Linked DNA regions of Mus musculus: region 1 is linked to region 2. The links are chromatin contacts, found by Hi-C or POLR2A ChIA-PET in ENCODE. All regions are on one chromosome and are shown on one strand. Each heading gives the region's core, a stretch centred on a gene start or an enhancer-like site at or near the end of the contact. The rest is flanking DNA. Distances are from core to core; before and after follow the strand shown.

Region 1 (6,802 bases), core at 1,234-3,733, 36 kb after region 2:
CAGCCAGGGGGAGGTAGGCACATCTTTCCTTGCAGCAGCTCCAGACATCAGAGCAGGGCTCTGTTTCAGCTCCCTTCCACAATCCTCAGACCAACTACCCACCAGAAGCAACTGTCTAGTTTACTCTGGGCACTCTGGCTTCCCACTCTGGGCAGGGCCTGCAGGCTAAGTAAGTTTGGGGGATAGTGATAACCTACTATGGCCAGTGTCAGGTGGAAGGAAGGCTGGGTCACTAGCCCCAGGCTGGGGACATAGGACCAGCTACTATTCATGGGTACTCAGAAGAGGGAATGCTGAACCTCATTTGTTCCCAGACTTGTTGCTAGCACATCCTTCTACCTTGCAAAACCCACTTATTAGTCCTGATAATTTATAACTTCCTTGGAATTTTTGCTACATAAAGCCATGTAATCATTGCTTAGGTTTTGTTTTTGTTTGTTTGTTTTTCTTATCTGGACACTTGATTTACTTGTGTCTGCACAGCAAATGTATGTAGTGCTTGTAGAGGCCAGAAGAGGGCATCAAGTCCCCTGGAGCTGGAGCTGCAGACAGATGTGAGATTCCTTGTGGGTGCTGGATCCTCTGTAAAAGCAGTCAGGCTCCTAACCACTGACTGCCTGTCCAGCCTGACATTCAATTTCTTTTTATTATATACTTTCCTTGGCCACACTTTCCATACAATGTTGAAAAGAAGCAATGGGATCCTTGCCTTGTTCCTGCCTTTCAGGAAACTGAAAATGTTCGGCCTTTTACTTCCGGCTGTAATAGCTGTAGGCTTTTCTTAGATGGCCTTTGTTAGGTTTAGAGAGTTCCCTTCTGCTGTTTTTCTTCCTTCCTTCCTTCCTTCCTTCCTTCCTTTCTCTCTTTCTTCCCTTCTTTTTTCTTTTTAGATTTATTTATTATTGTATTTTTTTATGTGCTGTTAGATTCAGTTTGCTAGCATCTTGTGGAGAATGTTTATGCTGTGCCCAGAAGGGGATTTGGGGCTGGGGATATGGCTCAGTTGGTAGACTCCTGTCTAGTTTCAGTCCTCAACACTGCTTAAGCCAGATGTGGTCATCCTCAAACTTAGGATATGGAAGCAGGGAAATCAGAAGTTCAAGGCCAGCCCGAGCTATTCTGTCATAAAAAAGATACACAAACAGAAATCCTCAGAGACTTATTGGTCTGTAGCTTTCGTGTCTGTGACAGCTTCATCTGGGTTTGGGTATTGAGGTGATGCTGGCCTCATTGGATTTGCTCTGCGAGTTTGTATATGACTAGTGCTCTTGGAATCTAATATTTAATGGCTAAATTACTTTACTTGCAGCAGCAGGCAGTGGAAACAACCTGGACTAAGGTGAATTCTTGTGGGCTTGGGTGAGCAGAGTCTGTGCACAGCAGAGCAAAGCACATCTAAAAGGTCGAAAGTAGAGGTAGGGCTGGATTAGGAAGTGCTAGAGTGTTGCCAGGTGTGATAGTGTACAGCAGCAATACCAGTACTTGGGAGGCTGAGGCAGGAGGATGCCAAGGTAGAGCCAAGCCAGGGCTACAGAGTGAGACCCTCTTTAATGCCCCCCCCCCGGCAGGATTGTGTCCATGGCATTTAGAATAATGATGTGATGGGAATGGTGTGTTGGCTGGAAGGTGAGGAAGGGAAATTGGGGGAGGCAGGGAGAGGTGTGGCCTGCTCAGAAGCAGTAGAGACGGGGATCTGTAATGCAGGGTGGCTGGAAGAAGGAGGCAGCTTAGTGTTCTGGGTAAGATGTTCCTCCAGAAACCAATGCCCCAGGCAGCCGGACTCTTGGAGTGAGAAAGCTGTAGGAACGTCAAGGCTGCATATAGTAGGAAGGGGCCTGGAGAGCTTGCCTAATATAGAGACTTGGACACCAGGGAGAAGAGTCTAGAATAGACAGTTGGTGGGAGTGAAGCCTGAGGAATATACCAGAGTTGCCTCTGAAGGGCAAGTGTGCTGCCTTCTGCCACAGATAGTCCATCTTGGGGCAGCCTGTGTGATGATGGGAGATGGAGAAGGAAGGATGCCTAGGAAGTCAACAGGGCTTTACCAGCCTTAGGCATCCAGGAACACTCTTCTGGGACAGGTATTCAAAGAAGCCCAAGTAGGTAAGAGCTGCCAAGGGCTGGCTCACTCCTTGGAGGAATTCCGTCCCGAGGGAGACCCATGGAGTGGACATTGGCAAGGTGACATGATGGGGTACTAGCGTAGGAAGTAGGGTGCCATAGACGCTCATATCCAAGGTGCAAACTGGGTGGAGATCAGCAGGCGGGGACTTCGGGATCCTCAGATGTTGGGAATATGAGCGTGACTTCCTCATTCGCATTGGTGGCTTCCTTGTTTGTCTGGATGGCTCTTAATTCTGGATTATACAGACACAAGTTTCCAAGTTTCCACTTATTGCAGCCCACCACCCTCAGTGCAGTGGGTGGAGAAACTGACGTAAGGAGGGGCGGGTCCGCTTTCTTACCTGGCCCCTAGCCCTTACACTACCGCCCGCGAGGGGAGGAGCCAGGGGCAGCTCCGGCCTGGGGCTCTACGAGCTATGGCGGGCTCAGGGTCGCGGCCGCGGAGCTGGGGCTGGCGAGAGACAGGCTCCAGGGACGAGGCTGCGGCCGGTGGGCCCACCTCGGGACCCTGTCGCTGCTCACAGGGAAGGCGGGCGCTGGCCGCCCCCCGGAAGCCGGCTGTGCCCGCCGCGTGGACACCGTGAGTACTGATCCTGCCTGGGGCTCGGGATCTGGGGCCCCAGCCCTGGTTCTGAGCATCCACACTCAGTTCAGACTTCCACTCCTCAGACCTGGGCCCCCACCCTCTGCACCACGACCCGGGACCGAAAGTCCCTGGAGCCCCAGGCGCTATCCGGCGTCTACTCAGAACAAAGGAGAGCATGGGCCAGCCAGAGTTGGCTGGCCAGGGGGCTTCGAGAGCCTGGCGCGCTGTCTGTCCATCTGCTTGCACGGCATGGGCATGGGAGTGGGCACCCTCCTCGCACTCCACTGCTGTGCTCGGACCCGCGTTCCCCTTGGCCCTGCGCGGGGGTGTGGTCGCGCCATTGTTCCAAACCTCCGCCTGTGGTTCTGTGGTTCGAGGACCAATGGTCCTGACCAATGGCCTGGACCATGGACCAAGTGCATTTGAGTGTTAATGCGCTCTCTCTCTCTCTCTCTCTCTCTCTCTCTCTCTCTCTCTCTCTCTCTCAGTGTGTGTGTGTGTGTGTGTGTGTGTGTGTGTGTGTGTGTGTGTGATGTGTGTGTGTATGGGGTAGCCAACGGAACTTGATTCTCTAACACATATTTGGCGGTGTGAGGTGAGCCTGGCCGTTGACAAGAGCTTAATTGATTTCCATCCTTTTTCCTTTCATTTTCGGATGCAGTAGGTTTCCCTGCTTCAGCCTTCTGAATGCTGAGCTTTCAGACGTAGGCCACCCCGGGGCTGGAGGGTTTTCTCTGTGTGTTTTTGGGGGAGTTGGCACTATAGTAATAGAAATCTCAGCAGCCTGCCCTTCTGGATATGGCTGGAGCCATCCCACCTTGTTGAGAGCAGATCCCTGACCTTCCCCTCATGCAGTGCCTCAGGGTCCAAAGAGGGACCTGATGGGGTGAGTGGGTGTACCAACAGAATAATGCCAAGTTAGGGGGCAATTGTGACTGGCACTTGGGGTTCCTTACAGGAAGGACCCTCTGAGTCTTGATACTCTGGGCTGATAATGTGGATACTAGAAAACCTGCCAAATGGTCCTCATGGCACTGATGACAAGGTGTATGTGTGTGTGTTCAGAGTCCACCCTGTGCTCCCAATTTATAGCTCTAACAACTGAGGCTGGAGTTCCCCCAGAAAGCCAAACTATTGGAGCCCAAATTATTAAATCTGGGAAGTGGGGGGCTCTTGGCTTGCTCTTCTATTACCTGACTTCAGGGCTTCAAAGTGGGGATAGACAGAAGTTACTGAGGAAGGGTGGACATCTCAGGACCTGACTTTCTCTCCATAGAAGATCAGATCTGATGGAAAAGGTTCTCATTGCCTGCCTCAGTGCTCTTGAACAGCCATTTTCAAGGGGGTGACCCCAGTGCCCCCTGCTCTAGGACAAGCACTTTGTGAGCTGCCCAGGCATTGGAACCTTGGGTAGCTATGGCATAAGGCCTGATATGCCCAGGCTAGGGCTTCCTGAGTTCAGTCATTACTGCCCCAGCCTTCCTGGGGCCATGAACTCGCTGAATTCACGGTGGTAAAAGGACTGTGCTCAGAATTCTGGAGTCAGGTGTGTCGCCAAGAGGATTGGGGACTGACTATGTGGCATGGTCACCCCCAGAGCCCCACTCAGAAGCCTGGGGACTTATGAAGAGTCCTCCTCCACTGACCTGACCCTCCACGTTGCCTTCTAGATCTTAGCCATGCCCTCTCAGGACCCCCTGCCAAACTGTTCCCCGCTGTCCTCCCGGCTGAGTCCTGTCTCTTTTGCTTCAATTGCAGCTTCATGGCGGCTGAGGAGATGCAGTGGCCTGTCCCCATGAAGGCCATTGGTGCCCAGAATTTGCTGACCATGCCTGGTGGTGTGGCGAAGGCTGGTTACCTGCATAAGAAGGGTGGCACCCAACTGCAGCTGCTCAAATGTGAGTCACTGGATCATGGGAGTTTCAAAGGGAGGACACGGCTCTGCTTCTCCAGGGCTCTAGTGGGTCTCCTGAGATTTCTTTTCCTTTTCTAGCAGCTGGCACACCTAGGAAACCTGATGAGTTCCTTACCCTGGACCTTGTCACAGGATCCAACATAGTATAGCAGGCAAACTGAGGAGTCATGAGTGCTTCAGTCTGCAGCCAAGGCTGGAGGTCCTCAGGGTGGCCTGATAGATCTGGTCCCTCAGTGCTGTTTTTGCCTTGCATGTGACTTGTGGGTGAGGTGGTGAGTCATGTGGCACAGAATGGTCCCATGTGGCAGGCCAGGAGCCAGCTGAGTGTCAGGATGCCGAAGGCATAGAGCGCTAGAGCCTTGCCCGGCTCTGATCAGCCATGGACACTCCATCCTTTTGCCCCTGGGATGCCCTCTGCCAGGGATGCCCTGCCCCCGTGTTGCCTGCCTGGGATGCTCTAGCTGGACTGTTGGACCCTGTGTGCATAGCAATGTATAGATGTATGTGCTCCAAGGAAGAACCATAAATAACCTTTCCCCAGGGTTAGGAGGGGCTGTTCTGGGCAGGAGCCCTAGAGCCTGAGAACAGCTCCACCTCGATGGCTCTCACCAGCCGGCTCTGGGTGCCTAAGCTCTGCTCTCCTTGTCCTGTCAGGTCCTCACCTCCTCAATAGCCCTATTGCTCCAAGCAAGGCTGCCATGGCCTCCTTAGGCCTCTGGTCCAGGCTCCACCCTTTCTTACTGTCCCTTGAGGCCTTAATCTACCCCTTTTGGGCCAGATTTTGTGGCCAGGCCTTTCCTGGGATGGTGCCCCAAAACTTGCCCATGTGCCAGTGAACTTGTTTATATTTGACCCCAAAGAAAGTCCAAGGAAGGGGCAGCATACCAGCTCAGCTCCCTGCTCTACCTTCTGCAGTCTCAGAGGTTTGCTTCCAAGTTGCCCAGGACCTCTGGAGACCTCCTCAGAGTAGAGTTAACTGGTGGCTCTGTGGCTCACCTCTGCCACTGAATTGTCCCCAGGGCCCCTCCGCTTTGTGATCATCCACAAGCGCTGCATCTACTACTTCAAGAGCAGCACATCTGCCTCCCCACAGGGTGCCTTCTCACTGAGTGGCTACAACAGGTGAGTGTCCATCCTGTCTGCTCACCAACCTCCCATGCCCTCCCTCTCACCCTGCACCACAGAACCAATCCCTGACTGTCTGAGATGGCCTTCATCTGTTTGCTGGCTGTTATCCTACCTACCCTGGCCTTTGCTGAGGGCAGGGGGTGGGACAGTATGTGTGGGGTGAGGTCTTTACTAGCAGCTTCTTGGGGGTTCAGGTACCAAGGGCCTGAGTGGCTTACTTTGCTGAGTTCCCATTCAATGACCACTCTGTAAATGTTGTGTTCAGCCTCTGATCCTGCTCCTCACTCACCACACCCCTTCCCAGGGAGCCCAGACTCCATCCATCCCAGGCCATCCTAAACTCAGGCTCTTCATGGAATTTCTGGCTCTAGGGTTTTCCCAGGCTCCAGTTCAGTTCCCTGTTACATTATGGGCTGGGATCCAGATAGCCAGAATCCATGAACTTCCTTCCCCTCAAGGGCTTCTAGACAGGGCAGGTATAACCTGAGCTAATGCCTACTTCCGGGAGCCTCCCGTCCCGGGGGCAGAGTAGTGGTAGAGTCACAGAGAAGGACTCTGGTGATAGCTTTAAAGTCTGAGGGCCTGGGGCTTTCTAGCTCTCTAATTATACTGAAATGCTGATGATAATGTCTAAAGAGTCCTAAAAACTTTCTTGTGCTTTCTGAGCTTAAAAGACTGCTGGCTTAGGTGATTAACACCTGTAGCCTAACAGAGGAGGGTTAAGCAATGCAGTCTTTGTTCTATCTCAGCAGGAACTGCTGGGCTCCAACTTCCAGTTGGAAGTCTGATAGTCGGAAGTCATAGGAAGGGAAGACACTTAGAGAAGTGATTATAGAATTTATTACTAAGTTGTAAAAAGTTTCCTATGAAAGCTATCTAAGGGGAAAAGTGAAAAGATCCTAAGTGGGGAAAGGGAAGAATTCTCTAAGTGGGGAAAGGGAAAATATTTCTACTCTAAGTGAGGAAAGGTGAAAAATTCTACTCTATAGATTTCGCTCATCTCCTTGTCCTCAGTACTTATACATCTTTCAGAATACATGATCATATGT
Region 2 (6,793 bases), core at 1,948-4,447:
CTCTGCTTTCCCTTCTGTTCTGATATTTTACAACCCTCCTTCCAGAAAGAGGGAGACTTGGAGTGGGGAGACTCCTATTGCTCTTGGTACTTTAAATGATACAGATAGAAAACCATGACAACAGAAGTGTGAACCCAGCAATGCCAAGGATCTGTGTCTTTGCAAAGGAAACGCAGGTAGAGGCATGTAAAAAGCATGTGAGATTATTTTATTCCTTCCTTTATTTTTCAGATATTCTGAAGTTTACCATCAGAAAAAAAAATGCTTTCTTTTTTCCCCCTCTAGAATTTTGTTATGGCTAGGTCTGGTAGCAAAAGCCTGTAATACCATCTACCTGAAAGACTGAGGCAGGGAGAATCCAAATTCAATGCCTGCCTGAGATTCACAGTGAGTTCAACATCCATTTGGGTAACTTAGTGAGACCAGATCTCAAAGTAAAAAGCAAAAAGAGAACTGGAGGGGCTGGAGAGATGGCTCAGCAGTTTAGAGCACTGAATGCTCTTCTGAAGGTCCTGAGTTCAAATCCCAGCAACCACATGGTGGCTCACAACCATCTGTAATGAGATCTGACGCCCTCTTCTGGTGTGCCTGAAGACAGCTACAGTGTACTTACATATAATAAATAAATAAATCTTAAAAAGGAAGAAGAAGCCGGGCGTGGTGGTGCACGCCTTTAATCCCAGCACTCGGGAGGCAGAGGCAGGCAGATTTCTGAGTTCGAGGCCAGCCTGGTCTACAAAGTGAGTTCCAGGACAGCCAGGGCTATACAGAGAAACCCTGTATCAAAAACAAACAAACAAACAAACAAACAAAAAGAAGAAAAAGAAGAGGAAGAGGGGGAAGAGGAGGAGGAAGAAGGAGGAGGAGGAGGAGGAGGAGGAGGAGGAGGAGGAGGAAGAGGAGGAGGAGGAGGAGGAGGAGGAGGAGGAGGAGGAGGAGGAGGAAGAGAACCGGAGATGCATGTAGCTCAATGGTGGAGCACCTGCCTAGGCTCTAGCTTCAATCCCCAGTACAAAAAGGGTGGAGATGGGAAGGAAAAAAAGAAAGGAAAAAAAAAGAAAGAAAGAAATCTAGCTGCAGTGGTTATCTTGAAAACAAGCATTATCTTTTATCAGGTAATCTCCTCTCTTATTTTCTTTCCTGGGAAAATCAAGACAGCTATGGACCAAATGGAATAAAATGCCAGCATCCCTCCAAATGCCGGACAAGGTTGTCAGGTTTAGAAATAATTGCTCCAGTAAAGTATTATTACTCATTTCAGTTTTGTGTGCTTATGATATCTCACAGGAACCAAATGATACCAAATGACAAGGAGAGCCAAATAAGAATTCACATATTATCAGACTGGCACCTGTCACTTCTTCCCACATAATACTAAAATGCCACCAACCAAAACCATGGGTCTTCTTTCTCAGAGCACCATCCTTAGGAGCCCTATGCATCTCTCAGGCCCCTGGCACCCTCCTCAAGATTCAGAACCCCACATTCCACAGAAGACCTCCCTAACACAGAACCCAAGAACCAAGACCTATACTGCCTCCTCATACCCAACACACACACACTGGAACCTGAACACAGTCCTCAAAGGGCAATGCCTGTCAGGATATCCTTGAGACCCTTTTGGCCCCATGCTTCGCTCATGTCCTTTAGAGCCTCTAGTGTCTGTCCCACAGAACCCTGAACACCACCCCTCCTCAGAATTCCATCTTAGTCAAGCCTGGTGCCCCCACTGTTGTTGCTTGAATGAGAATGCCCCCACAGGTTCATATATTTGCATTTTTTCATCATCAGATAGTAGCACAATTTGAGAAGGAATAGGACATGTGGCCTTGTTGGAGGAACTGTGTCACTAGGGATGGGCTTTGAGGTTTCAAAAGCCCGCACCAGGCCTAGTGGACGTCTCTCTGCCAGTGGATCAGGATGTAGCTCTCAGCTACTTCTCCAGCACCAAGCTTGCCTGCAAGCTACCATACTCCCCACCATGATGATAATGGACTGACCCTCTGAAACTGTAAGCCAGCCCTCAATTAAATACTTTCTTTTATAAGAGTTGCCTTAGTCATGGTATCTCTTTAACGCAAATAAGGCAGTGATTAAAACAGCTACACACCCCTTTGGGACTAATATAATAATATTACTAATAATATGAGTACATATTGGAGAAGCTTACTACCAACAGAACCACGTGTTCGAGGCTACCTCAGAACATTATGCCCCACAAGATCCCTGCACTCCAGGATCCCTCACATTCCGCAGAACCCTGTCCCCCACAAAACTTCATGAGTAAGTTTCCCACAGCAGTACCCCTCAAAGTCGAGAGACCCAGGGGGTCTGTCCCAAATTAACCTCTATTACAAGTCCCTCAGAAGTGCTCATAACCTCAGCAGGACGTCAGGACTTGGTACTCCTCAAACAGTCACACCCCTACCACCCTGTTGCTCACCAGAACCCCGAGCCCCAGAGACTCCTGCTCACCTCTGGCATATCCCCTGAGCCTACGAATGAATCCCGAACTGCTCAATACCCTGAACTACCCAGACTCTTACCTTCAGACCCTAATCCAACAGGATTACCTGCGCCTCTGATCCCCACGCCCTTCAGACCCTGAAACCTCAGGACCCACTAGTCTCAGGATCTCGTATCCCTCATAACCCAGCTCCTTTCAAACCCCAGCGCACCCCTAAACCACTATGCTCAGACCTCGAGCTCTTCAGACCCGCACCTCGAGCTTCATATCCTCGCGACCCTCAAGACCTCGCGCATCTCTGGACTCCACGTCACTCGCTCCAACAAGTTCCCCAGGCCGCCTTGCGCAGCAGCTCCCGCCCGCCCCGCACCTGCCGCAGCTGGGTCTCCGAAGCGCCTTCCTCCTGTCGTCGCAGCTGCTCACGGAAGCGCTCCACCTGATCCAGAAGTGCGTCCACGAGTGACGGCGCCGTGTGCCCTTCCAGAGCCGCGAGGCGGGTGCGGAGGCTCGCGATGAGGGCGTCACGCGCGGCCAGCTGATCCTTCAGGCGCTGTAGTTGCTGGCCGGCCTCGTGGTACAGGCCACAGAGCGCTGCGGCCGCACGCGGGGCCCCGTCCTGTCTACCAGACCTTGGGTCCCCAGACGACATGGCTGTAGGCCTTCCGTGGGGACTTGGGCGTCTCCAACTTCTCCACACAGGGGGAGCGAAAACCAGCCTTCCCGGAACGTTTCCCGCCCCGCCCACTCCCAGAGCCTAATCCGCCCCCGCCCACAGCTGGCTCCGCCTCGTCCATGGCCCGGAGTCTGACTCCGCCCCGCCTACAGCTGGCTCCGCCTCTCCCACTGCCGGGAGTCTGACTCCGTCCCCTCCCACAGCTGGTCCCTCCTACTCTATGATCTCACTTTCTCTTGACACACCAGCTCCATTCTAGGTGCTGTCTGCTCTATTCCCTGCGTCTGAGGAATTTTCCTGGAGTCAGACCCCATCTGCGACCAGGGTTTGGGGTTAGGTATCCTCTGGTACAGCAGCTGAAGAAAAGCAAATAAATCAAAGGACTTCAAACATGGGACGTAGAGTGTGGTCAGGTTTCATTGGCTGGGCTCCTTCCTCTTCCGGGACTTGACATGCGTTTCTTCATAGAGGGACACTGACCCAGAAAGGTGTTCCCATCCAGAGTACATGATGGAGCCCAGAGCCAGCCACCAAACCCCAGCATGCCCCTAAATTCGCGTTAGGATGGCCTTAGCGCTAGAAGCTGTTCTAGCAGAAGACAAGAGGGTGCCCACCCTTTCCTTCCCACAGTTTCCATATGAACACTGTTTTTCCACTGGGAAGTCTCTCCTCCGTGAGAATCTTTCAATGGCTCATTGCTAAGATCTCATGGAGGTCCCCTCCCTATGTGAGGATGTGTGTCTCCTTTTCTGCTCAGTCTTCTACTCTCAATACCCTGTCTGCTCACAGGCAAGCTCTGGTTGAGCCTGCAGGAACACACTCACTTGCAAGTATAAAACTATAAGCAAAGCCAGACCTCGCCAAGAATGTATGGGATGGATACTGGGAGTCACAGACCTGGCTCACTTATGTTCAGTTCCTTCTTAGCCCTTCCAGCCCAAAACTTCTGCTCAGAAAAGATGGGTCACAGTTGCTTCCTTCCCTACCTGGTAGGGGTGTTGTGGAACTAGAGAATGAGTGCGTATTTCTTTTCTATTAGTGTGACAAAATGCCAGGACCAAGGCAGCGTATAGAAGAAGCATTACTTGGGATAAAGGGTCAGATGTTTAAAGCTGATAGCTCACATCTTGATTACAAATCAGGAAGCAGAGGGCAAGCTGAAACCTCAGAATCTCTCTGCCCATAATGGCACAGCTCTTCCAACAGGCCATACTTTGAAATCCTTTCTAACCTTACATGAGTCACCAACTGGGGACCAAGTATCCAAACATGAGTCTATGGGAGCTGTTCTCATCCAAACTTCCATGATTAAATGATTGTCCAGCACAGTCATTGCTATGGTCATGCAGGGTCATCTTGATTGACTGAGGCAGTTGTGGGATGAAGGGGAAGTGGGTGTGGGAGTGGATATCACACAGAAGAACCCTGGCCCAGAGCTGATATGTGGCTTTAACTCTTCACTACTATTCCTGTGTGTAGCCTAGTAGACCACTCAAGTGCTTTTGAGCCTGGTTGTGAAGTGCAAAATATGAATCAAACAACAAAGACATTTATTCAAATGCTTCTGGGCCACATGTGTTTGGAGTTCAAAAGCTTTGATTTTATGTAGTTGCACATAATTGAGATAACCATCCTCTAAAAAGGTCTACTCTTGGAAGGCAGTGGTAGCACGTGCTTTTAATCCCCAGCACTCTGGAGGCAGAGGCAGGTGGATGGATCTCTGTGAGTTTGAGGCCAGCCTCGTCTACAGATTGAGTTCCAAAACAGCTAGGGCTAACAGAGAAACCCTGTCTTGAAAAACCAAATCAACAACAAAAGGAGTCCTGTTTCCAGTACCTGTGCATATGGGCAAGCTCTGCACAACAGGGAGTACTTGACCTCTATAACCATGTACTCCAGGCTCCTGACAAAGTAACAAAGACGTGATATTGCTTCAAGCTGCTAACACTTGGGAGTCTTTTTTAAAATGTGTGTGTGTGTGTGTGTGTAACATGCATGTGTGCATGATATGTATATGAGCATATATACTATACATGTATGTGTGAGTGTGCGATATGTGTGTGATATGTGTGTATGTATATATAGCATGCACGTGTGGGTGTATGTGTGTAGAGATCAAAAGTTAATGTCGAGTGTCTTCCACTGTTTCTCTTAGCCTTATTTTTTTTTGAGACAGGGTCTCTCACTAAACCCAGAGCTCATGGATTGGCTATACTGGTTGGCTAGCAAGTTCCAGGGATCCACCTGTCTCCATCCCCAACCCCAGGACCCGTGCTAGGGTCATAGATGTGTGTAGTCATGCTTAGTTTCACATGGGTGCTATGAGTCCAAAATCAGATTCTCAGGCTATCTGCTCGAATGTCACTGGGCTATCTCCCAGTCCTCAGGCTATCTGCTTGTACACCACTGGGCTATCTCTGCAGCCCCCTTGAAGATCTTTTTGGTTTGTTCTTTATTTTTCAGTCTCTTCACTTTGTAACCCTGGCTAGCCTGGAATTCTCTATGTAGATCAGGCTGGTCTGGAACTTATGGAGATCTGCCTGTCTCTGTCTCCCAAGTGCTAGGATTAACAGTGTATGCTACCATGCTTGGATCTTGTTCTTTACTTTTTGATGCTGGGTATCACTCTGTAGACCAAACTGGAACTCATTTTGTAAACCAGGCTAGCCTTAAACTCAGAGTAGTTCTTCTGCCTCAGGCTTCTAAGTTCTGGGATTATAGTTAGAGCTACCATCCCCAGCTACACTTGAAATCCTTTCTCTTATCGTATCAGAACAATTGACATAGAGTGTAGCACTCCCACTGGGGCATCTCTAAGCCCCACAAAACAAGTCAGTTTCTGGAAATACAGAGGGAATGCCAGTCAAATTAAGTAAGACAAGATTCAAGTCAGCCATTGTACCAGCTCTAAGAAAAACACTTTGGGTTTCTGAGCTTTTTGGGGACTTTAGAATTGTAGATGAGAGATTCCAGACCTCTAAGGACACTGACCATCTATGACATGGTTAAGATTCTGCAAGTTAACACAGGAAGTTCCTGGCATACATGTGCCTTCAGCTGAATACAGGGCCTGGGTCCTAGAGAGTCATAGATGAATATTCTAACAGTGGAGGCAGATGCCCAGTCCAAGAGGTAGGGAAACTTTATTTAAGCACATTAGTTAATAATTGTCATTAATTGGAACACACCTGGGGGCATGGCCATGAGGTTTCCAGGGAGGATTAATTGAGGAAAGACCCATCCTAAGTGGAGGCAGCACTTTGCATGTGCTGAGCTCCAGGCTGAACAAGAAGGAGAAAGTGAACTGAGTACCACTGTTCACTTCCCTTGACTCCTGCTCCAGCTGCCATACTTTCTCCTTCTGAGTGACTGTGTCCCCTCAAACCAGGAGCCTAAACAAACCCTTCCTCCCTTAAGTTGGTTATTTATTTATTTTAGGCATTTTGCATCAACAACAAGAAAAATAACATATAATAAGGAAAAGATGGGGGGAAATATGTGGGGGCCAGGAAAGGGAGTGGAGTATCCCAACTTAAAGGGTGATTAGATGAGTCACTGCACAGACTTATGATCCCAAAATTCTAAGATGCTGAGGCAGGAGGATCGTTTGAGACCAGCCTGTGCTAAGTAGCAAGTGTGTTTGGGGGGAGGGG

The links. A loop is a pair of places that touch in the nucleus more often than their neighbours do. ChIA-PET counts read pairs that join two places held with the same protein, here RNA polymerase II (POLR2A).
Region 1: a loop to region 2 is called in a map of v-Abl transformed pro-B cells, with 2.0 times the contacts of the local background. The contact joins the promoter of Sh3bp2 here to the promoter of Tnip2 in region 2. A Hi-C loop is called at or near these places in 2 of 37 maps with a recorded cell type or tissue (T-helper 2 cell and v-Abl transformed pro-B cells). POLR2A ChIA-PET finds 5 or more read pairs at or near these places in 3 of 5 experiments (Patski and embryonic stem cell).

Annotation. Positions count from the first base shown.
Region 1 is chr5:34,547,093-34,553,894 of GRCm38, forward strand. It overlaps Sh3bp2 (SH3-domain binding protein 2), which reads left to right and starts at 2,484. Exons shown (of 13, transcript NM_001145859.1): 1 at 2,484-2,704; 2 at 4,469-4,608; 3 at 5,645-5,747. The coding sequence starts at 2,541.
Region 2 is chr5:34,510,782-34,517,574 of GRCm38, forward strand. Tnip2 (TNFAIP3 interacting protein 2) reads right to left here and starts at 3,198. Exons shown (of 6, transcript NM_139064.2): 1 at 2,838-3,198. The coding sequence starts at 3,116.